3 separate regions of the Mus musculus genome follow, and all the other regions are linked to region 2. The links are chromatin loops, found by intact Hi-C in ENCODE. Cell type or tissue: heart. All regions are shown on one strand. Links, peaks and the distances in the headings refer to the core of each region. The heading gives the core; the rest is flanking DNA. Region 1 holds the start of Acvr1c (activin A receptor, type IC). Region 2 has its middle 89 kb from the start of Upp2. Region 3 has its middle 29 kb from the start of Acvr1.

The links. Hi-C counts contacts between places; a loop is a spot of excess contacts. Peaks named below come from ENCODE experiments on the same cell type or tissue, not always from the same donor. Only the 100,000 strongest peaks of a DNase experiment are listed, where the experiment ranks them.
Region 1: a loop joins it to region 2, with 2.3 times the contacts of the local background. A loop is called at or near these places in 2 of 42 quality-filtered maps.
Region 3: it touches region 2 in a loop (2.1-fold over the local background); 12 of 42 quality-filtered maps call a loop at or near these places.

The regions. Positions count from the first base shown.
Region 1 is chr2:58,353,064-58,361,484 of GRCm38, reverse strand. Acvr1c (activin A receptor, type IC) reads left to right here and starts at 3,727. Exons shown (of 9, transcript NM_001111030.1): 1 at 3,727-3,877. The coding sequence starts at 3,805. In heart, for the core only: no CTCF peak of the experiment used is centred there; a DNase peak (open chromatin) is centred at 3,534; H3K4me3 peaks cover 1,636 bases; H3K27ac peaks cover 708 bases; H3K27me3 peaks cover 2,400 bases.
Region 2 is chr2:58,661,893-58,670,313 of GRCm38, reverse strand. It overlaps a transcript of Upp2 not described here. Among named protein-coding and RNA genes, the nearest start is that of Upp2, 89 kb to the left of the region's middle. In heart, for the core only: CTCF peaks have their summits at 2,140 (motif pointing right), 4,654 (motif pointing right) and 5,460 (motif pointing left); no DNase peak of the experiment used is centred there.
Region 3 is chr2:58,591,924-58,600,344 of GRCm38, reverse strand. It overlaps a transcript of Upp2 not described here. Among named protein-coding and RNA genes, the nearest start is that of Acvr1, 29 kb to the right of the region's middle. In heart, for the core only: no CTCF peak of the experiment used is centred there; a DNase peak (open chromatin) is centred at 3,154; H3K27ac peaks cover 1,181 bases.

The sequences.
Region 1 (8,421 bases), core at 258-8,257, 310 kb after region 2:
AATTGCTTTTGTGCCTAACTCTATCCAAACATAGGCAGCCATCATGAAATACATTGTGACTACGTACATGGAGCACTCCCCAAGAAGAAAATCTGTTCCAGGCAAAGGACTGGGGGTTGCTCCAGGCTACTTGTGAGTGAGCAGTGAGCTCAAAGAAGCCATTAAATCTCACTGTGGAATACCTTACACATAGGGTACAATAAATTTCATATATATATATAATTGTTCATATATATATATAATTGTTCATATATATATATAAAACTGTTCTTTAATAATAAATTTAGCCCAGTTTACAGTAACTTTAATAACCTTAATTCTTTTGGAAACTGTATTAGTTAGGGTTCTCTAGAGTCACAGGACTTATGGGTAGTCTCTATATAGTAAAGGAATTTGTTGTTGATTTACAGTCTGCAGTCCAACTCCCAACAATGGTCAGTAGCAGCTGTGAATGGAAGTCCAAGGATCTAGCAGTTGCTCAGTCCCACACTGCAAGCAGGCAAAGGAGAGAGAGAGAGAGTGTTCCTTCTTCCAATGTCCTTATATGATCTTCAGCAGAAGGTGTAGCCCAGATTAAAGGTGTGTGTCTGAGATCTCCCTGTCTTAATCTTCTGGAATCCATAGCCACTATGCCTCAAGATCTCCATACCAAGATCCAGGTCAGAAACGTCTATCTCCCAGTCTCCAGATTAGGGTCCCTGGTGAGCCTTCCAATTTTGGATTGTAGTTCATTCCAGATATAGTCAAGTTGACAACCAGGAATAGCCACTACAGAAACTTTTTGACTTGTTTGTAATGTTATTTAACTTAAAACACAAATAATATAGTTCTTTATTTATATCTCTGTTCTGTAAGCTTTAGTCTACTTAAAATTTCACTTCTATTAAAATATTTTATTACCTCTACATACCTACCCACCCACCCACCTACTGATCGGTCTACCTATCCATCCAGGGAGGGAATAATAGTGCATGTGAAGATCAGAGGACAAATTTGGAGAGTTGGTTCTCTCCTTTCACCATGTGGGGCTCAGGGATCAAGTGTAGGTTGTCAGGTTTGGCAGCAAGTGCCTTTATCTGCAGAATCATCGTATTGACCCACTTTTACTTCTTAAACCTCTTTTGCCTTTAAAACTAAGATTCAGAGCCTACATAAGGTCAAGGTTCTCGTTATCATTGGTAAACCCTGTCTTTAAATGGTCAGTCCCCAAGGAAAGGTCTCCATGGTCAATACATGCGTGGGATTGCCACCTTCTACTGTGCCACTGCCTTCTTCTGGAACCCTCTTGAAGATCCTGCCAGGGGCAGCTACCTTACAGGTGGATATAAATATGTCTAAATGGATGGGGTGCACTTTGAAAATAAAAAATATAGTGTAGTACATATGTAAACCAAACAATTATTTATTGTTATCAAGTATTATGTGCTGTGCACAATTGTATGTGACTCATAGTAGAATAGGTTTTCTATTTTACACTAGTACCCCATCAAAAGGAAGAGTCTTGAGGCTGGTGAGGTGGCTCAGCATTTACCCTGCAAAGTCTGGCAGAAAGCCTAAATGCCCCCCCCCCCCCACACACACATATGTGCACACACACACACAGAGCCCACCACAAATAAATAAATGTATATGAGAAAACATTTTTAAAGTACATGTTCTGTACAAAAAAGTACATTTTCTGATGGGTATGATGTCTCTTGGAGACAGGACCATTTGTTTGCGTCTCTTATAGTCTCATGAGACCCCTATCACATACATTCTGACTTATTTATTCCAATTGCCAAAACGTTACAGTGTTGACTTTTAAAACAAGGCAAATTTTGTTCATTTGTAATGTATCTTACATTTCTACTTTTGCACAGAGTCTTTGCAACATCGTATGGATTTTGTAAGTACAGCCCATATCGATTTGCGATGGACACTTTGCAAGCACTGGATACCCACCTGCTGTTTGTAGAGACCATATTGACAGTGCACCATCAGACTGAGAAAACTACAGCGTTCGTTTGGGGTGTTAAAAGTTATTCAACATCTGACTTCTTGGCCTAAAAACCTTTCTTTCTTAGAAAATAAGAGCATCTCAACTTGCAGAGGACACAGTTTTCTGTATTAAAGACAAGTATTTAATTTTAAACACCTGGTGTCTGCTGAGTGCTTTTGCCACATATTCACACTGTCACTTTTTGGCCTGTTCAGTACTAAAGTAGAACCCAGCTGTGGGCCAGGGCAACGCCACAGTATACTGGGCTTTTCTTGCTTAATTTTTTTTAAGTGTCTAGTTGTGGGTGTCTGGAAGGGCTCAGATGTGTACCACATCTCCATTTTTTTTTTTTTGGGGGGGGTTTGGATCCAGGATGAAATGAGCATGAAGTCTTTTTATACTCTGGGATGTTTTGATTCATCCTCCTTGGTGGTACAAAAGTCCCCCAGGACTGCCACTCTCGTGCTTCAAAGTCCATCACGCATCCCGCCTCCAACAGAGCCATCATCCTTTGACAGCGAAGGCATCTTTACAGAGTTTTCTCAAGCTTCAGAAAGAACGTTTGCCGTTTAGTGCTGAGATAGGTGAAGAGGTATCTCTTACTCTAAAGAAATTAATTGATGTGACTCAAGCGCTTCGGAGGAGCCTTCTACCACCAGTGATAGCACAGGCTTTGTAGTCTTGGTTTTGTGTGTCATTCAAATGAAAACAATCCCATTCACTTTCCCTTTCAGGCTGCATGAGTAAATGGAGTTTATATTTGTTTCTATTTAATTGGTGATGGCTACTTTTATATCTTGGGGCCCGGATCTGGATGGGAAGCAGCCATTTGTTAGTAAGCTTTTGCAGGAGGATGCAAGTTTGGTGGTGGTGGTGGTGGTGGTGGTGGTGATGGTGAGCAATTCTCCTTTTTCTTTTCTTTAACTACCTCCCTCCTCCAGTTGCTAACTCTGTAACTGCAGAGATACCTTCTACGTGTCTGTGTCTGTGTCTGGTCCTTTACTTCCATTCCTCATTATAGATGGCTATGCCACCTGGCACAGTTGTCTCAGCTTTGTGCATCGTTTTTATAGGGCACATGAAGTCTTGAGATGAGGACAGGAATGAATGGAGTTTGTTTGGTAAAACAGAGCTGTGTGGTCTGAAGGCAATGGTGCTTGGGGTCCTTTTCAGGGAGTCACAGAGAGAGAGAGCACTTTCACAGACCCAAGAGCTGGGGTTGTCAGGGTGGGGCAGGTCTGGAGGAACAGCCTGTGGTGTTGTCATGGCTCAGGCTAGTTACATTTAGGGGACGAATAAATGAATGTGGAGAGATCTAGAAAGGTGGATCTTCTGTAGGAGACTGTAGAGAAAGCAGCTGCTGCCGTCCTACGTGTCTTTAAAGTCTCAGCTGGGCTTTGCTCTCCTTCACCCACTCCCCCACTCCCACCCCCACAAGGAAAAGCTAATCTCGGGGACCTGGCGCGGCCCGCTTCTCTTCGCCCACAAGAGGTGTCACCTCCCCGCCACCCCTCCGCCCTCGGTCTCCTGCCCCGCCCTCGGGAGGGTGGCTGGCAGCCGTACCCGTGGAGGCGCGGCAGGGGCGGGCCCGGTCCCTCGAGGCAGCCCGCGGGGCCAGTGGCAGGAGCGGCGCGCCGCCAGCCGCGGGGGGCGTGGGATGGGGGAGGCGGCGGAGGGGAGCGCCCGCTGTCACTAGAGCCAACCGCGCACTTCCGAAGGGTGTCGCGGCTGCGCTCCCCTCCCGCGCCCCGGGAACTTCAAAGCGGCCCGCGCTGCGGGCTGCGCTCTGGGACCCCGAAGCCTTGCACCGCCGCCGGGTGGCCATGACCCCAGCGCGCGGCTCCGCACTGAGCCTGGCCCTCCTGCTGGTGGCCCTGGCCGCCGACCTTGCGGCAGGTATAGTGGGTGTCTCTTTCCCAAGCTAGTGGGGGTGGCAGTGGGGGCGGTCTGCGGGTGATCAGAGGTGACGGAAGGTACTCTGGGCCAGGTGGCCGTCCGGGAAGCCTAATGGGGAAACATCAGTGGGCTGAGAGCGCGTAGGGCAGGGCGCAGCGTGGGCACCTGATGTCTGGCAGCCGTGGGTGTACAGGTGTTTGGGGGACGAAATCATCAAGGGAGGAAAGGAGACAGGGACGTGGGGCTTGGAGAGTGGGACTGAGGTGGGTGATTAATTTGAGGACAGTTTGCAGCAGAGGGAGTAGGGGAGCATTTGTAGGTGCTTGCTTGGCTGGGATCTGGGAGCCACTACTTCACACTGCAGAGACTTGGAGGGGTGCAGGTGCGCTCTGGGGGTGGCACTGTGTGGAGCCCGAGAGAGACGCACCAAGGGTGGGAGCATGGTGGGGGAGGAGTTGGCAACTTAGTCTGAGTTTTCGGAGGTGAAGTATATTCCAAAGGCCATTGGTGTCAATCTCGGGAGGCAGGAAAGGGGCTTACGTACGCGTAGCTCACAATGCATGTTGCTTTCGAGGTATGATTTTTTTTTTTTAAATTCAGTTTCCGGAAGTGGGGGTATGGCAAGCGTCCCAGCGTTTATAACAGGTCTGTGTTGCGATAGGCTAAATAGAGTCCTCGACCCGAGCTAGAATCCAAACGTTTCTTTTACGATGTTTACTAGAAACTGAGGCAAATGTATCTTTGCTTAAAAAAAAAAAGTCTGCTCTGGAACTATACTCTGTACATTGCCCTGGATTTCAGAGAACAGGGACAGGTTCCAACCTAATTCATTCTTTAAAAATTTCAACCAGACATTAAAGACATTTGTACATTAAAAAAACAAAACAAAACAAAAAAAAACCCCCAAAATCCCAAAACAACCTGGTGTTTTTCCATAAAGCAGTACTTTGTCCGAAGCTGATTTTGATGCTTTTTTTTTTTTTTTTTTTTTTTGCAGATGACAATCTGTTTGACATTAATAGCTATACTCAGGGTGGGTAGTTTCCTCGTGGCGACATGTGCAAGAGATTGTTTTGAGTCGTATGATTGCTGTCATGTACAGATTTCAGATGGCCTGAGAGAATTACCAAGAACAATATTCAAGTTAAAAAGCGATAATTGGAGAGAATTAAGTGATAAAATTGGAGGATGAAAACATTTTAGCCATCTTTAGGAAAGCAATCACTCTACTGCAGCCAGGAGGATGATGGTTGGGGGGCGGGGTGTCGGAGCTTACAAAATTCATCGGTGGGAATGAAATCGACTGTGCCAACGTCCTCATAGAACATGGGCAAGCATTTTGCTAACTTGGGGTGCTGAATGTATGTTCTTGACAACCGAAAAGAATTTACCACCCCAAACTACAAAACCCCCAAAGCAGCTTCCAGGTTTCACAGTTTGCATTGGCTACTTGTCTGTCTAGGTTAACCAAGTTACCTTTTTTTTTTAATTTGGGTGAATAGAAAGAAATAATTATACTTTTTAATGTATGTTTGAGAGATGCATTTTGTCTTATAACAGAAACTAAGGCACAACAACATAATAAAGTATGTTCCACATGTTTTTGACAAGGCACAGAAACTTTTGACACTAAAATCCAATATATATGCATTATGATATATATTCCACTTAAATCTGATTGTTTTCCTAAAAACTGAGATAATAGAAAAATGCATAATATGGAAGTTAACATGTCACAATAGTGGCAACCTTATTAAAATTAAACTTTTGTGGCCAATTTTTCTTTCCAATACAATTACTTTCAGATTTTCTTGGAACTTGTAGCCTATTTGTGCCTCACATAGCAACACGTGTTGATATTTACGTTATTTGTCCCAGGTTTTATATAATTCTTTGATGACCTTTTTAGCTTTGTTTATTTTATATATATGAACATCTCTCTCTCTCTCTCTCTCTCTCTCTCTCTCTCTCTCTCTCTGTGTGTGTGTGTGTGTGTGTGTGCGTGCCATGTGCTTGCCTGGTGCCTGAGGAGGTCAGAAGAAGGTGTTGGATCCTGTGGAATTTGAGTTACAGATGGTTGTGAGCTACCAGGTGGGTCCTGGCAATGAACCTGTGTTTTCTATAAGAGTACCCTGTGTTTTAGCCACTGAACTGTGGCTTCAGGCCCTCTTTGCTGTTTTGATAACAGAATTCTAGGTAGTTTCCTCCCCAACATTTAATTTTTGTTCTCAAATGCTTTCTACCCTATTTTTGAAAATTATGTCATTAACCCTACTGAGCATTTATACATGTGCACTTGACATGGTTGGCACGGTATATGGGAAGTTGTTCTGGACAGGAAGACATAGTGAGACTGTGTTACAGAAAACACCAGCTTTCAAAGTGGCCCTGAATATCTGAAACCATGATAAAGTAGTTGGCCATTTTTGCTTTGGCTGATCCTCTCCAGCATCTTTGTTACCTTTGAGGTGACATGAAGTCACAGAAGAGTTGATTCCAGAGTCATAGAGCTGGCAGAATCTTAGAAACCCTACTCACTGATCTACACACATTATTTAAAAGAGCTCCTCTTGTTATGTGGCTCTTAGACACCTCGCTGTTTGATAGGATGAAGTCTCATAGCGTTGACAACACTCCTTGTTCATACCAAACAAAGAAAGAACAGGCAGGAATATCCCAGGATCCTCTTCTCTGAGCTGCACCGGGACCTTGCAGGGTTACATCTTGTGCATTCTCTTTTGATGTCACCCCACTCCTTTGTCCTTCGGTCAGTAAAGAGGTGTCTCTCTAGAAGTACAGAGCTAAGTGTTTCCTTTAATAACTGCTATGGGGCTGAGGGTATCAGGCGGTGAGATGTTTCCCCCACAAGCAGGAGTTATCAGTTCACAGAGGTTCTCAGAGGAGCTTCTGGAAGGGAAAACCTGGGCCGAGCTTACAAATGCAGAAGCTGTTGCCACCTTTGCCCTTCTTTAGGCACAGGCATTTATTGGTTGATGGGCACAAATGTGGCAAGAACCACTCTGGTTCCAAGGAAGAGAGATCTCTGGCAGAGGAGAAATGTGTGGGCACCCTTGGGGCTTATTTCTTCATCATCTGAACTGCCCAAGGCTTTTGCCTGGTCTCAGACTTACAGGGATGCAAAATCATGAGCTCTCCTGATTCATGTACGTTATGCAAAAAGAAAATTACAGAAAGTTATTTGAAGTGGCAGAACATTGTAATTAAGAAGGACAATCTTTAACTCAAGCAATGGACCTGTCAGGGGCAGGAGAGATTATGGAGGGATCTAGTCTAGGGAGAGAAAGGGGCATCTGCAGATAGCAGGAGCTGAGCTATGGATTAATGGAGGTGATTATTCAGTTGAATTTTCAATGCCCACTAGACATTAAAGTGTACATCTTAAGAAATAAATTGGTTTTAGGGGTCTGAAGGACATGTCTGGGCTAATGGTAAAAAAAAAACAACAAAAAACAAAAACCAAACAAACAAAAACCAAACAAACAAAAACTCTGAGCCAAGTCCATTTGCAGATAATTTTGAAAGATATGCCAGGCTCTCAAATTTAGTAAATGAAGCACAGACTCAGTTAAACTGAGTTTCATGTAAATAATGAATAAATTTTTAGTCTTCATGTGTCACTGATATAGCACCAGACATACATAGATTAAAAATCAGTTTCTGTGATGACCAGTGGTTGCACACACCTTTAATCCCAGCACTTGGGATGCAGAGGCAGGCAGATCTATGAGTTCAAGGCCAGCCCAGTCTACAGAGTGAGTTCCAGAACAGCCAGGGCTACATGGAGAAACCCTGTCTTGAAAATAAACAAACAAAATATTATGTGTGTGTGTAAATTTCAGTTAGATGGGAACTCTCTGTCTTTAGCTTGCAGCTCACAAGAAAGAAATACTGTGATAATATGAATTCTTGCTGCACATGTTCCTGGCTCTTTTTATTGAAAGAACAGAACAGACCTATTTCTGTGTCAGGTCTCTTAGAACTTTTGTTCTGGCTCTGCCTCTGTCCCAGGTTGCATCTCAGGATAGGTCACTGTGAGCTCTTTGAACAAGAAGTTCCCCTGCTCCTGTGTGGCCAGAAGCAGTTCTAGCCTTTTTGAATCTGATTTTGAATATCTCAACGTAAGAACCTAGGCAGAGGAGAAAAATATAATTCTCTAGGAACCCTGGAAGTGACTGTTGAATCGAAACAGTTGTTTTCACTCAAATCTGTAGTCTTTTGAAAGTGATTGTTATTTATCAATGCCATTTGAGGGTTTTTTTCCTTTTGAGTAATATTTTGTGTTTTCTCTATTTTAGGGGGAATTCTTCCAGGTAGTAAACACCCAACTGACTGATTTTTCTCAGTAGTTCTTGTCTAACTTACTGCAAATCAGTTGCTTGTTGCAAATCAGAAAGTTAGGGGTTGGGGAATGAGACAAGGTCATGATTAGGGAGGTAGTCAAGCCCCTTAGGACCTGCTCTGTCTAACACAATTTGTGGTTTGGGGCCACAATTTAAAAGAATTATTGCAAGGCTTTTGGGAAA
Region 2 (8,421 bases), core at 337-8,336:
AGTGTTCTTAACTGCTGAGCCATCTCTCCAGCCCCAAGATGGTAAATTTTATACTGTATTTTTCTTCAATCAAATTTTAAAAGTCTGTTAGTTTTTTAGTGAGTCTAATGAAAATTAATTGAACTATGCTCAGAAGATTTCTAAAGGGTAGGAAGACAGGTAATTTTACCATCCTGGTGTTGCTGGGCCATGTTTTCTACCCCTACAAGTCAACACGGTTGAGCATTCAAAGATAATGTACCACCATAGAACCCAGGAATTGTAAACATCATCCTAAAAGCAATGTGTGACCTAAAGATTACCTGGTGCCAGCTCTTCCTGGGAAACAATTTTCATATGTGGGGTTGAGGTATATGATAGAGATTGGTGAGGGGAGAGACGGTCTGGGTTTTCAGTGATGGAGAACACTGGTATTACTCAGTGGCAAATTACAGAGGCTTCCTCTCTTCTGCCTCAATGCCTGGCTCTATGCTGTGCAGTAGCAATGCCTGGCTCTATGCTGTGCAGTGGCAATTTGCTCACCATAAGCTCGATGAAACATAACTGTGTAGCCAAGAGGAACATCATTATCAAAACCACATTTCTCTGCTGTCACGCAATGTTTCAGATTTAACACTAGTTTCTAATAAGTGAGGGAAGTGTTTGGAAAGTATTAAAGAAGCTGTGGCTTTAGCTTGGGTTCCAGCAAGCCCCTAACAAATGTACCAACAACATAACAACCTTCCAGGCTGTTCCCACAGCAAGGCCCCTTCTGCAGACGCATGACTTAGATGACTCTGTGGGGGCAATGATATGTGCCACTGTAGTAAGGATGCCGACATAGCCTCTCCATAGGCTCCACTGCTTAACTTTCCTAATGGATTCCACCAGCCCTATCTTGACTTGCTCTAGTCTGGTGCTAATGAAGGCAAAGAGTCTTCAGGGACTACTTGCCATCCTGGAACTGGGCCTTGGAGCTGTCACATAGGCCTGTGAGGCAGATGTGTGGTAAATACCACTGTCACCACAGCCAAGTGCACAGCACATTTTCCAGTGGAAATACCATGCTGGAGACAGAACATTACTTAACAGTGGGTGGGCAACTCATTCCTAACAGCTCAGCTCCTCCCTGTCAGGGACCCTGAGGAAGCTGGCTTCTGCAGCAGCTGTGGGAGGAAGCGTCCCTCCGGTAGCTGCTGGGAGCAGACAGTGGGAGAAGCAAAGAGAATCTCTTGGGGGAACCACTGTTTGTGATTTGACAGTGTAAACAACAGAAAACAAAACCCTTGGGTCCAGGAGCACAGACAAGCTGTATAAGGCTTTCTCATCTGCATCAGGCTAGCTTATTCACCCTCCTGGGTTTACTGACTTCTTAAAGGTGCTCTTGTCTGTAGATGTAATGACATCAAGACTTCTCCATCTTAGGAAATGTTTGTCAAGTCTCTGCCTGTCACCATCTGTGAGCCTATTTCTTCTATATCTTCCTGATGGGTTGTTCCAATGACACCTGTAAGTGAGCCAGTCTGGGGCTGTGTTTTTATTTTTTCAAAAGTGAGTGCTCATAAGAGGAAGCCATAATGATGTACTGTTGTCTTGCGTCACTGTCCCCTTTCAGCCTGGCCTATGCCTGTTCACATCCGTCATCAAGCACAGCATCTGTATTCCCTCACCCAGACAAGGCCTCAGATGACAGGGGACTCAGACAAAAGCTTGACTACATGCCCCACATCACATGCCAAAGCATGGAAAGACTAGAACACCCCCGAAACATGCCCTTTGTCCATCAGATCCCTGCAACACTCCTTTTGCGTTAAGAACTCACTAAAATCATCATGTTGGCATGTACTTTAAGGCAGCCTTCATTGCTAATGGTGGTGGCGTGGCATAAATAGTAGCTGTCTACCGTGGCTCACATATTTGAGCATCCCCAGTGGATCTGCTTGGGTTATGACACTTAAAGACAGGAGCCTTGCGAGGAGTCGTGTGTCCCTGATGGCAGGCTTTGAGAATTTATTGCTTCGCCCTACTTCCAACCTCACCCATCAACGGCCTTTTGTGGAAAGCTGCGAGCCTACTCTTCGCTCCTGCTTGATTCTGTCCAGCCTACGAGGACAGTAGAAGGAGTTGTGTTTGTGCCTAGAACTGTGGAAAGTTGACAAGCAACCACAAGATGGAGCTGGTGCACAGGAGAAGTCCAAGTTAATGAGGGCTGGAAGACGCTGCGTTTCAACATCCAGGGCAGAAAACTGACATCTCACTGAAAGATAAAGACAATATTTTAAGAAGATGTATGCTCCAAACTTTTCATAAAGTCAAAGTGTTGTTCATAACAGATTCCAAATTTACTCTTTAACGATCTTGCAGCTTCCTTCTGGGAAAAATAACGCAGAACTATGACACGAGAAGTATCTTCCCCAGAGACTCTGCCGGTACCGAAGTAGCTTCCTCGTCCTTTTTCTTTAGCTTTAAAATGCTCATTCTTCCATATTTTCAGTGGCAGTGCCATGATGTAAAAGAGAAATGCATTTATTTACTTAATTTACAGATGTCTATGCCCTCTGTGTTTCATGTTAAAAACAAGTGAACAGCATTTGGTACTTCCAATCAGGGTGCCTTTGCTATTGGGACTCTTACCTCTCAACCTAAACTAAACCACTCTCCAAGCCCTGTTGGACCCCAATGAGGCATACTGCAAGATCTTGGCAATGTGTGACTAATAGATAACCTAAGGTGTGCTGAGCACTTAGGAAATCCAGAAGAGGTCACTAGATCCCCAAGACCACAAAATAGGCTATGGCCAGGTGACCATGGATCCTGGGGTGTGGGGAGTGCACAGAGCAGGCTGTCTGCTCCTTCCACCACAGTGTGCAGCCTGCGTGTCGCTAACGCAAAACCCAGAGCATCCTGTTGAGAAATGGAAACCTAAAAATAGACCTGCAAAGAGTACAGTACTGTGCCCTTGGCTTGAAAAATCTGCCCAGCACTGTGACAAAAAAAAAAAAAAAAAAAAAAAAAAAAAAAAAAAAGCCTTTTCTATGACGACTGTGCTCACAAAAGCCATTTTTCATCTTCATATTGGCTCCAAGGAAAAGCATCCTCAGAAAGAGTGTGCCTTGGCTGTCCTTCAACTGTAAGATTATTGCATTTGGCTCTGGTTGTTCTGGACATTAGCTATCTGTGTAAAGTTTCTGAAATGCCTCAAACAAAAGGTTAAAGGTTACAGATTAGATTAATAGTGACATTCAAGCAAATCTGCTATTACAGTGTGTATCTGATATTTGATGATACTTGGCAAAAATTCAAGGACAAGGAGGGGGGAAGATGACTGCTTTCAGTATTTCCTACAGTTATATACATGCTTTAGAGTTTTCGGCAATAAACAATGACATTTCTAAGGCAATTTGGCTCAGAGAGCCCACCAAATATATGTGTTTAATTTTTAGCAGTTGAATCCTAATTTAATTGTCTATAATTGGATGAATTGTTAGTTATAATAGTATTTGTAATAGCAAAGAATGTCAAAGGAAATTCCTAGTATGTATTTTATATGTATTTCAAGGCTAGATCTTAACTGGTTTTTTTTAAATCTATTTTAAAGACTTTATAGACTTGTGTAACTTTTTAAGAACAGCTGCCTCAAGTTAAATAACAAATACTTCTCAAAGACTCTTTCAGGTTCAATGTTCCTTCCATGGACTGCAAAGTCTGGGGAAATGGACTTGGTTAAGAAGCCCAGAATCCCTGAAAGGATGCTTGAAATGGTATTTAATACCTGTGAAGAGAGGAACAACCATTGGTTTAAAGTTCCACTGTAAAGATTGGTAAATAATGCTGATTACAGGTCTCATTCAAACGGTAAACAATGAACATGGGCTGAAGGGAGAATAGTGCTCTGAATTGCTCTTGATCTCAGAGTTGTGCCTATTGATCAGCCTAGCAATAACTGAGCTAATCGTAGGTAAGAAATCCAAATGCTTTAGAAAGTCCTTAGCCGTGTGAGCGCAGGATACCCGTTCTTTGTTCTTGTGCAGTATTTTAGTGAGGAAAGTCTTCAAACAACCATGTATTTAAAATAAATTCTAGGGTTAACCCAAGTCAGATAAGACTCCCTTTCAACTCTTCTCGGTACCTCATAAAGAACCACTTGTGTGTTCCTTCTAAATCAGCAAACGAGCTCTGAACATTTACTCTAGGCCTGGCACACAAGAGAAACAAGCAGCACTCAGCCTTCTGTGAGGTAATTACTGACCTCGAGTTGGCTTTTTTTCTAATAAGCTCAAAAGTAATGACTCCTTGTAAAATAGTAAATTTGCACTTTAGATTAAATTTTTTTCAGGAACTTCTGGCAAAGTTTCAAGTATAAAGTCATAAAGAAGAAATACACTAAAAACAATGCAAAGTCGCTCCAAAAATCACAAGGAAAACTTAAAGCCAATTCTGAATTGCGAACATTTTCACTTTCCATTAACTTGCGTTGAGACCCAATGTACCCCATCACACGGGGAGCTTCCATCCTTTTAAATTCATTTGCAGGCTGTATTTCCTTAGAAGTTGATCACTCCTATCTTAATTTAAACAGCCGCATATAAGCATCTTACTAATGAAAATTTAAAAGTGGAAAACTCTTACAAATGTATTGGCCAAGAAACGAGTCAGTGCTAGAGTTTGCCAGGTGGGGGCAGCAGAGAGTGCTTGCTGTGACAGCTGAGGACCTCAAGACCAGGTGGTTGCCAGGAAACCTTCAGGGCACCTGAGAACTGAGGAAGCTCCATCTGTCAGGCAAAGTTAGCTGAATGGAAAGGCTGGCAGTAGGAAGCACAAGCCAGAAGAAAGAAGCAAAGGAGACAAGAAAAATGAATGCAAGGCAGAAAGAAGCCGCAAACCCTTACTGTAAATAGGTCACCGCAAAGAAAGGACTTAATTGCTCACACTTTGCAATTTTCAAGTGTAAAGCAAATATAGTGATGTTAGCACTTCACAGAATGATCATCACAAGGCTATGCCACGATGCATGTAAAGTGCTCAGTGCATTGCCCATCGGGGGTCGCAGAGAAGAGGGGACAAACACAAAAAAGGAGCTGTTATTGCTTCCTGCTGCACTTGCTGAGAGGCTGACAAACCGAAGCTGAAGGCCAGCATCAGAGAAGAAAGCCAACAGAAATCCATACCGGTCATAGACTCCCATTATGTGGAGACAGCAATGGGACAACGGGAGCTGCGATAGTGGTCAATCGCATGATGGCTCTCTATAGCTCAAAGTCTGTCTCCCAGGAAGATCCATCAACCTCTCGTCTGCCTGAAAGATAACCTGCCAGGAATCCCGTCACTTAACTGAGGTGGAAAGCAACTCTTGTGTTCTTTCAAAATAAGACCAGTTGTCTGGCGTCTTGACTTCAGAGCAAGAGTGGGAATCCCGGAAGGGGGTTGGGGGGGGGGGGAGTTTCCAGAGTGGCAGGGTAGGGCGCCCCCTTGAGGTTGTTATTTGCCAAAGCAGTTCTTTAGGGTTGTTTGGTTTGTTTGTTATTTGGTTGGTTGGTTGGTTGGTTGGTGTCAATGCTAATGACCCTTCTATTTGTAAAACTGCGGAGTACATATCTCCTGTTCTTGGAGAAGAAGGTAATGTTCTCATAGGTCTAAGCACAGGCTGCATTCTGCAAGGGGTTAAGTGCTCTCTGCCTCACAGTGGGAACTTGAGACTTAAACAGACTAAGCTCTTGAATTCAAAGAGGTGGTGTGTGGTGGGGATTGGGGGAGTGTAAACTGTTGTTTGCAAACTGAACACACACACTATACCACCGAAGAGTCTAGATATTGGGTTGAATTCTTTTTTGGGGGTGCAGGGATAGCAGCTTGTTCCCCGTTGGAGTCTTCCTGAGGTAGAAGACGAACCAACTTTAGAAGCTGGGAGATAAGAGGCTTGTTTGCATAAAGAAGACTCATGGAGTACATGAGACTGAGGCTTGCAAAGGCCTAGGAGTCTGTCGTAGAATCTGAGGGCCTCTGGACCTGCAGAGGCTATCAGGGGTTACACTGCAAACCTAGTTGTTGAGGCTCACCCACGAATCCTCCACTATCACTGTAACATCAAACATGCAACATGCTCTTAGTAGGGTTTTTATTAAGTATCGCAGTTACCCGTTTCTAATAAGTAGTGCAGTCACATAAATCTACAGAAATATTCAACCTCAAGCGTCACCCACTCATTTCACTCCTCCGCTGCTGATACCAGTAAGTGCTACCTCCTAATTCTGCTTCCAAACAGGCTCGCCCAGCTGCTCCAAACCACTTGACCCAGTGTGTGCAGTTTCAATCTGGGAGACAGTTGGATCTCCCTTCCAGTCTCGACCCGGATACTCACTCCTCACAGAGAAGCCTGAAAATCCTTCTTAAAATATCAATTAAGCCTATTGATTTCCCTGCCCGTATCTCAGTGATCTTAGGATGAAGACTGGAGTGCAGTTAGCCAGGCGTGGTGGCTCATAACACTAATTCCCAGGGGCAGGAAGATTACAAGCCTGGCCTATAATCTTCTCAAAGTCCTCTAAAGGAAAAGACTGACAGGGCTCCAGAACTCAGGTTGGATCCTTGGGACCCACACAATGGAAGGAATTCCCAACTTCACACCTATGCTGTGGTGCCCCTCTCAGCTCCAGTGAATAAATAAATATAATAAAAAGTCTCACTGAAATATTCAGCAGCACACACAGCCAAGACTGTACTTAGTGGGCTGTGGAGAACACAGTAAGAGCCTGGCCCCTGGAAAGAGCTATTCAGGAAACCCCGTGAGACAGCTGAGTGGCCACTCAAGCCATGAGCTTCTGTGTAGGAGAAAAAGAAGAACACAGTAAACTGGGCCTAGAACACACACCCATAATCCCATCCCTCTAGATGCTGAGACAGGGGGATAACAAGTTAAGAGCTAATCTGAGCTGTATAGCAAGATACTAAAATCATCAAGGAAGAGGGAGGAGGGGAGAATGCGACAGGCTTGAGGAAGGGGTTGTTCTACGGAAATCCAGTAGAAGAGTGGACTCCCTGTTCCTACTGGCAAGATGGCAGTGTCTGAGCCCGATGATAAGGCATCACAGATCAACAGTAGCATCCTCAACCCAGTGAATGAAGCAGTTTCATTACACGCCAAAGGAACCCCAGTTATCTTACATTGAGAAGTAATAGGAACCGAGACCTGTGCTGTTTACATACGAGAGTGTTGGTCTCTCTCCAGCACCTGCTAAGCAAGCAGCTCCACACCACTCATCTCACATGTTTAAGTACCATCATGTTATAGTGATGATCTTTACTTCCGATACGTGAAAATCATGGCTCAAAAGGCTGCTGGAAATCAAATAGCTAATAAGCCACGAAAAAAATCTTTTCTTTAAGTAGAAAAGGGATAGGTGTGGTACACGGTTTAGGGTCAGGCAACATGGAAAGCAAGCAGGGCCTATGTCTATTATCTGTCCCCCACCGTGACGATCGATCACAGAGCTCCCTAACAGGGAGGGAGTGTTTTGTTCACAATGGCCTAAGCAGCGTATTAAGTAGTGTCTGACCATGGCAGACTTTAAGCAGGGATTTTGTTTTTTGACATAAATGGAAGAAATAAAGGTTGACAGCTGTTTTATTACTCAGTATTTTGATTCAGAGATTTACAAAAGTTGGAAAGATCGGTGCGGATACCCTTATGTCCATAGATTTGGTGTTGGATAGATTTCTTATTCCATCCACTTCCAAGTGCTGCTACTAAAATACAACTTTGCCTTATTCAACCAGAGGTTTCCATTAGCAACAAGAATTAATTAAATTATGAGTCATCGGCAGACGACACTAATGCAGATTATACCCCCCCCCCACACACACACGGTTCTTTTTTTTCCTAATTATAAAAAGTAAGACAGTAAAAGACACATGCTAGATCTATTAATTTTAAAAAGCAAAGCATGTGCCATTGTGAAAAGACTTGGTTTTGGTGAAAACAAGATGCAGAGTAGAATTTGATCTGTTTTCCTCCCAGGGGATGATGATAATACTATGCAGAGTTTACATGTGCCTTATACCTGCCATGTGTATTGTCTCCTTTAATTATTTTAACAGTGCCATATGGTTCTATTATGTCCTCAATTAATTAGTATTATTTCTCCCGTATTCTGTTTTGAGACAATCTGGAAGTTAGAGAAATGTTACAACATGCAAATGTGCGCGTGCACATATCCTTCAGTCACGTGTGGTGTGTGTGTGTGTGTGTGTGTGTGTGTGTGTATGTGTGTGTGTGTGTGTTCTACATTTTCTTCTGTGTATATTGAGAGCCTTGAGGTTGCATTAATACTACAATGCCCTTCCTAAACCACTGAGCTCAGCTGTCTTTCTACATGTACAATTTCCTTACTAATTCCTGGTTTCGAGTGTTCTCAATATTTTTGCTTATGGAATTGGCCCCTGTAG
Region 3 (8,421 bases), core at 57-8,056, 70 kb after region 2:
GCACATCTTGCTAGGCAAGGTCCAACACTGGATGAGACCCATAGTATATTTCTCCCCCACTAGCCTGCATAGCACTTCTGGCACTACGTACGCTTGCTAGTAGGGAAGTGTCTTGGTCAGTTGGGGTTTATTTCTCTATGCCTTGTTTGTTTTGTTTTTTGTTTTTTTGGGGGGGCTGGGGTTTTTGTTTGTTTGTTTTGTTTTGTTTTGTTTTGTTTTGTTTTGTTTTTGACATAGTGTTTCTCTGTCTGTCCTGGTCCTGGAATGAACTCTCTCTGTAGACCAGGCTGTCCTTGAACTCAGAGGTCAACCTGACTCTGCCTCCTGAGTGCTGGGATTAAATGCATGTGCCACTACTGTCAAGCTCTCTGCCTTATTTTTAATTGTGACCGACAATATGACAACAGGCAATGTGGCTGTATTTAGAGAGGTTGTAATGATGGCACTTGATTGTCGTCCTCCTAAAAAGAGGAAGAAACACCAGTGTGCTTCCCTCACCCATGTGCATAAAGGCGAGATTGGGCAACTACACTGAGACCATCATCTATAACAGAAACATGTCCTTACCAGAACCTGGTTAGAAACTAGATTTTTCAGCATCGTGCCTTCAGAGGTACGACAAAATAGATATTTCTTATTAAAAGCCACCTCATCTGTGAGAATGTGGTAACCAGACAAAAAGTATAACGGATATCACATGGTTGACATTAAATAGATATGACTTCCTTTCTTCTAATTTTAGAGACTCTATACTGGTCTATTGCTCCTATACTGGTCTCTTGCTCAGTTATCCTCCTTATTAAGCTTAGTAGCATCTTATTCCTTTCACGGTTGCTCTCTTCAGGCGACTTTTTCAGTTTCCCCCAAACTCACGGAGCTCCTGAAGACTTCCATTCAAAGAGCTCTACTTGCTCAGAATAATCTGCCCTCTTCCCTGGGGATGCCACAATCCTATCCACTTTTCATATCATATCATATCATATCATATCATATCATATCATATCACATCACATCATATGCACACGGTCTTATAGATTAGAATTATATCTAAAATATATTTACATATTATATATTATTTATAACATACCATTGGGTTCCCTTCTTGTGGCCAGTGTCACTTTCCTGGCATTGCAGTTTTGTGCCTTCCTACAGACATCTGTCCTTGCACCCAAAGTGCTTACCATAATCCCTCAGAAAACTCTGCCCCCCCCCCAAAAAAAACCACCAAAAAACAAACAAACAAACAAACAAACAAAAACCTGCTGTGGTGTGCTTCTTTCTTTTGCTTCCCACTTCAGCGTCTCACAGGAGACCTTCAGTTAGACTGATTTGAATAAGTACCTCTCTTTGTTCACCCATTCTAGCTAAAAGTGTGGTGTCCTGTCATAGCCAAGCTCAGAGGACCCGCAGACAGCAGAGCAAGAAGAGCTGAGGTTAGGACGAGCTCCTCCGTTAAATACAGGGAGCACAGAAGTTAAGTTCCCCCCATTGTGGTCTGGATGCAATCATTTCTCCATAATCATATATTGAATCCTAGCAATGATAGTGTGACGTGGGTACTTTGAGAGGGAATATTTAGTCATGAGGGCTTTTCTATCATTGATGGAATTAGTTCCTATTACCAAAGAAGGTAGAGGGTGCTCTCCTGTCTCCTCAGCCATGTGAGGACTTAACCAGAGGGTGCCATCTTACACGAATCACACAGCAAGCTTGGCCAAAGCATCTTGCCCCTAGACTTCCCAGCCCCTAAAACTATAAGACATATCTGTATGCTGCTTATAAATTGCCCAGGCTGAAGTATTTTGCTAAGGCACCCCGAACAAACTAAAACACCCCTAAAGAAAGACTAGACAGACAGCAGAATGTCTCATGTGCTCTGTGTATGAAGCTGTCCTTTCTCTAGCCATCAGTGTTTCTCTCCACACCTGGACTGTATCTAGAACCTCTTCCTCTTAGTCCCTTTCCAAGGACCTGGTGATTGGTGCTATTCTCCTCAAAGCTAGCAATTCTGACTTCACTTACTGTATGTCTTTCACAGTTTCCAGACTATAAGCATGCATCAGGAATCTAATAAAGACTTCCTAGTTCTTAGGGCCTGTCCCCTGATGTTTCTAATGGATTTGCTGTTGTTGTTGTTTGTTTGTTTGTTTTTCGAGACAGGCTTTCTCTGTATAGCCCTGGCTGTCCTGGAACTCACTCTGTAGACCAGGCTGGCCTCTAACTCAGAAATCTGCCTGCCTCTGATTCCTGAGTGCTGGGATTAAAGGCGTGCACCACCACTGCCCGGCCTCTAATCGATTTTTTTGATTGACTTGATTGTAGGCTTTTGTTTGTTTGTCTGTCTGATTGCTTATTGCTTGTTTTGTTTTTGAGGAACAGTCCCTATCCGTTACTATTTCTATCGCTGTGGTGAGTTACCGTGACCATGCCAGATTATAGAAAGAATAGTCTACTTGGGCCCAGAGTTCCCAAGAGCTAAGAGTCCATCAGAGCAGAGAAGCACAGCAGGAAGTGGCAGAGATGGCAGCTAGAGCAGATTCTGAGAGAGCACATCTTCAACTGTAAGAGTACAGCAGGGAGAGCGAACTGGAAGGGGGCCAGGCTAGGAATTCTCCAAGCCCTCCCCTAGCAAGGCACTTCCTACAGTAAGGCTGCATCTTTCCATACAGCATCATCAACTGGGCACCAAGTGTTCAAATGCCTGAGTCTTTAAGGAGCATTTCTCATTCAGACCACCACAGGGTGGGTCTCACTACTTTCTATTTCTATTGCATAGATAAGGAAGTACAGATTTGGTGTGGTTCCTTGGTTTCACCAAGGCTGGCTGCAAAGTGGCACAGGTTAGTCCCAACCTTTGGGGTTTTGCTTTTCCATCCTGGCTCAATGAGAGGGGCTAAGTGCTAAGGTGGGGTACGTTTCTGTTAACAGTATCCCAGGGGAGCCGCCTCCAGGAAACCATGGTGTCTCTCCACCACGGGAGAGAGGTCCATGAATGTCCCTGCCTGTAGAATCTTTACCTAAATGTGTGTACTCACGGCCTGGAACACATGTTTGAAACCTGGACCCAAAACATCCCTGTGGCCCCGAATGTTACTAAGGAGAGATTCAGCCCGCATTGAAATGCCAGATGATAGAAGCGAGTGGCCAAGCAGTGCGGGCATCCTTGCCAAGCTGGAATGCGAGCAAGCATGACTAAGCCAACGGGACTAGAGGTGGCAAACAATTCGTGTCTGGTTGGAATCAAGCACTCTGTTGGCAACAACACTTCCAGAACAAGCGAGGGTGACCATAAGCCCTTGTTCCAAGGAGCCCTGTAAAGGAATGAGCTGCCCATTTTGCTGTTACTTCATAGCAATTCGCCAGTGGGACCCTCCTCTGAACTTCCACAGGCACGGCATTGATGGCGGTGCCTCAGCCGGGTCTCCCCAGCCTGCTGCTAGCCCTGCAGAAGTTTGTAAAGGCAGAACTTCAGGGCCCAGACGTCTTGTTTCTGTTGCTTTTGCCAGAGCTTTGCTCCCGAGGAGGCTTGCATTGTGTTATAATCACACGGTTTGCAAAGTGATAGTTACGAGTCTGTTAGCATTTCCACCCCAAACCTCGCATTTTCAGCTGCTCACAGTGACTCAAATATAAGAATTCTCTTTAGGCTGAAATTTGGCACACAGGGTCTCGGGCCCAGCTGGGGAGCAATTTCAACCTTTTTTGGGACCGGATTTCAATAACATCCATTTGGCTGTTTTTGAATAACAGCAAAAGAACATCAGAAGAGAAGTTAGCTTTTTTTTTTTCTTTTTTAGAGCAAAATGTTTCCATTATGTGCCTGCAGAAATGGTATGGGGTGGAGCCACCCTATCAAATCCCAGAAACCTAGCAAGTCATTAGCCTTTGAGTGGCCTGAGTATGTATACTATTTTCTTAAATATACATTTTTAAAAAACCCAAAAAACTCTAGTGTGTTATTCAGAAGAGAGGAGAGATTTTGTTTAATAACATATTGTGTTTTTGAAAAGCAAAGTTGACTTGGGAACAATGACCTATACGAGGGGACATTGAATGCCCCCTACACCCACAGCACAGTGCCACCCAGGCACTAGCAAATTGTAGGATGCAACTGAGCTCCCAAATGCAAAAGGGAAACTGGCAAACACGGATCAGAACAAGGGAGAGAGAAGAAAGACACCCCCAGCCAGGCCTGCAAAGACAACGTGCGCCCAGGGACCTGAGATCTTGTACATTCTCCTTAGCAGGAAGAAGGCAGATCCTTCCTCTACACCCCACTCACTCACAGCAACGAATTGAGTTACAAAGAACAGATTCTTGAAAGGCAAAATGGTAGGAATCTTGGTTGTAAATTTTCTTTTTTTTAGATGAAATCTTTCAGGCGGAAGAGGGGACATAGGAAACCGGATGTGTATGCGTAACCCTAGCCCTCAGGAGGCTCAGGCAGAAGGATCAGGAGTTTGAGCCCCTGCCTCCAGAAACAAAACAACAATGAGCTGTAGAAAATAATACCACACTTGTGTATCCACTGCTCAGAACACGAAACACTCCAAACACCATTGAAGTCCTTTACGCCTATCAGCTTTGTTGAGAATTCCATGTCTTTTTAGGTAAAGATTTATTACTGTTTTCTCAGTGTAGGTTATTACTCTCATTTTATTTCATGGAACTTACATCTTCCTCCCGTATTATTAATGCTTATCTAAACTCTGTTTGTATTTCTGCCTCTTCTTGCCAGAGGCTCCCAGTTTCCACTCTGAAGTAATCGCCTCCATACACCACAGCTGCAGCCTGAGACGGAAAAGCACACTTCCTGTCGGAAGGCAAATGAAGACAATTTTCTCCAACCCCTGTCGAAACGATATTCCAAACTGCGGAGGAACGTCTGTCTATTACGTTATAGGGATTGGTACCAAGAGTGTCTGCCATCCAGCTTTTATATGCTTCCAGCCACATCAAGCTGTCTCTGAAGCTTAGGAAGCCACCCACTGCTAATCACCACTGCATGATCTCCATGTTTCTGTGAACATAGAAGGCAAGACACAAGACTTACAATCCCCCTAACTCCGCGAGAGCCACCATCAGTCTGTTCTGGTCTCCTAGGAATGTTCTCAGGGCTGCTTCTAACTAGACAGCAGATAAGGTGGTTGGGAGGCTGCAGAGATAGCTTGGGGCTTGTTATACAAGCATGAGGACTGAAATTCAAATCCTTGTGTCAATACTGGGTGGGCATGAAGGCCCATCTATAACTCTAGCATTCCAGTACTCAGAAGGGGGAGACAGGCAATCCTTTGTCAGCTCTGGGTTCAACTGAGAGACCCTTCCTCAGTGAATAAAATGGAGAGCGGTCAAGGAAGACTCCTAATATCAACTCAGGGTCATACACGTACACACATATGCATGTGTACCAGAATGTACGCATGCATCTATACACACGCAAACATGCATATACATGTGCATGCACACCACACACTCAAACACAGGAAAGGAAAGATTTGACAGTCTTGTTGCTGGAGTTTTGTTGTTGTTGTTGTTGTTTTTTTTTCTTTTAAACAATGTCATCAGTTGCAATATTTGGAGATATGTCTGACTGACAAAGCAAGCCAACCTCACCTCTTCCCGGATCACAGGCCTTTCATTTTATTTTATTCTATTTTTAAAAGACCCACATGCTTCAGGAAATCTGGGCCTCTTCCTAAGCCCCAGGGCTAGGAGCAGTACTTGAAAGTAATTAAAAGCCCACATTCAAATGCCAGATGCAGCAGCTCAAACCTGCAATCTCAGCACTTGAGAAGATGGGGTGGGAATACTGTGAGTTCAAGGCCAGTCTGAGCTATAGGATGAGCCTAGGTGCGAGATTGATTTATTTTAGCCAGTGAGGTAATGCAGGGCTGCAATTCCAGCACTTAAGAGGTGGAGGCAGGAAGATCAGCAGCTATTTAGGTATTTAGTAAGTTTAAAGTCAGCCTGTGCCACATAGAACCAGGTTTTAAACCCCACCCCAACCCCACTTCCCACTGCCAAGGGCTGTTGTGATGGCTGGCTCCAGTAAGAGGGATAGACACGTGGGACCTCATAAAATTGCAAAGTTTCTGCAAGGCAAAGGACACTGTCAATAAGACAAAACGGCAACCAACAGATTGGGATAAGATCTTTACCAATCCTACAACAAGAAGTTAGACTCCAGAGAATCAAATAACCCTATTAAAAAATGGGATAAAGAGTTAAACAAAGAATTTTCAATTGAGGGCTAGCGAATGGCTGAAAAGCACCTAAAGAAATGTTCAGCGGGCTGGAGTGATGGCTCAGTGGTTAAGAGCATCGACTGCTCTTCCGAAGGTCCTGAGTTCAAATCCCAGCAACCACATGGTGACTCACAACCATCCGTAATGAGATCTGATGTCCTCTTCTGGAATGTCTGAAGACAGCTACAGTGTACTTACATATAATAAATGAATAAATCTTAAAAAAAAAAAAGAAGAAACGTTCAGCATCTTTAGTCATCAGGAAAATGCAAATCAAAACTACCGTGAGATTCCACCTCACACCAGTCAGAATGGGTAAAATCAAAAACTCAGGTAACAGCAGATATTGGTGAGGATGTGGAGAAAGAAGAACACTCCTCCATTGCTGGTGGGACTGCAAGCTTGTACAACCACTCTGGAAATCAGTCTGGTGGTTCCTCAGGAAATGGGACATAGTACTACTGGAAGATCCCTCAGTACCTCTCCTGAGCATATACCCAAAAGATACTCCAACATATAACAAGGACACATGTTCCACTGTGTTCATAGCAGCCTTATTTATAGTAGCCAGAAGCTGGAAAGAACCCAGATGTCCTTTCAACCGAGGAATGGATACAGAAAATGTGGTACATTTACACAATGCAATACTACTAAGCTATTAAAGACAAATACTTCATGAAATTCTTAGGCAAATGGATTGAACTAGAAAATATCACCCTGAGTGAGGTAACCCAACCACAAAAGAACACACATGGTATGCACTCACTGATAAGTGGATATTAGCCCAAAAGCTTAGAATACCAAGATACAATTCACAGACCACATGAAGCTCGAGAAGAAGGAAGACCAAAGTGTGGGTGCTTCAGTCCTTCTTAGAAGGGGGAACAAGATACTCACGGGAGGAAATACGGAGACAAAGTGTGGAGCAGAGACTGAAGGAAAGGCCATCCAGAGACTGCCCCACCTGGAGAGCCACCCCATATACAGTCACCAAACCCAAATACTATTGTGGATGCCAAGAAGTGCTTGCTGACAGGAGCCTGATATAGCTGTCTCCTGAGAGGCTTTGCCAGAGCCTGACAAATACAGAGGCATATGCTCACAACCAACCATTGGACTGAGCAGACGGTCCCCAATGGAGGAGTTAGAGAAAGGACTGAAGGAGCTGAAGGGGTTTGCAACTCTGTAGGAAGAACAACAATATGAACCAACATCAATGGGAGGGAAGACGCTTGGTTCTGTGAAGGCTCGATGTCTCAGTGTCAGGAATGCTAGGGCGGGGATGTGGGAGTGGGTGGGTGGGTAGGGGATCACTGCAAAGAAGCAGGGGAAGGGGGGTGGGATAGGGGTTTTCGAGAGGTGAGAACCAAGAAAGGGGATAATATTTGAAATGTAAATAAAGAAAATATCCAATAAAAAAGAAAGAGGGAAGAGCACAAATTGCTCCTACAGAGGACCCTAGTTCAGTTCCCAACACACATACATCAGGTAGCTCACAACTGCTTGTATGTCTAGTCCCAGGGAATCCAGCATTCTCTTCTGGCCTCTGCAGGCACCTGAATCTACATGGTGCACACACACTCATTCAGGCACACAACCACACAATTTTAAAAACATTTAAAAGCTTTTTATTTTTTTAAAGTTTCCTTTGCTTAGTGACTGTGTGACCTTTGATAATTTACTAGAACCGTCTTCATCAGTTTCAAAGTTATAGCCAAATGACGTAACAGTTGCCCTGGAGCTAGAGTTATCGCCAGCTGTGAGCCACTCAATATGGGAAGAGCATCAAGTGTTCTTTACAAGGTTAAGCCACCTTTCTAGTGCCAGGGAATTATTTTAATGTTGCTGAGCCGCTGAATCCACCAGTACGGAATATAAGCCTCCTGAAGGCAGCGTGTCATCTCATTCACACAAACATTCCCAGCATGCCACAGGACTCTTGGCATGGCACATGGCCAGTGTGGTCAATATGTGTTTAGTTAAACTGCCTGAATTTCAGACTCATCAAATTCTAGGCAGGCATGTGTATGTGTGTGTGTGTGTGTGTTCATGTTTGTGCATGTGTATGTACATGTGTGTGTCTTTGTGTGTGATTGTGCATATATATGTTAGTGTGTGTGTATGAGAGAGAGAGGGAGGGAGAGAGAGAGAGAGAGAGAGAAAGAGAGAGAGAGAG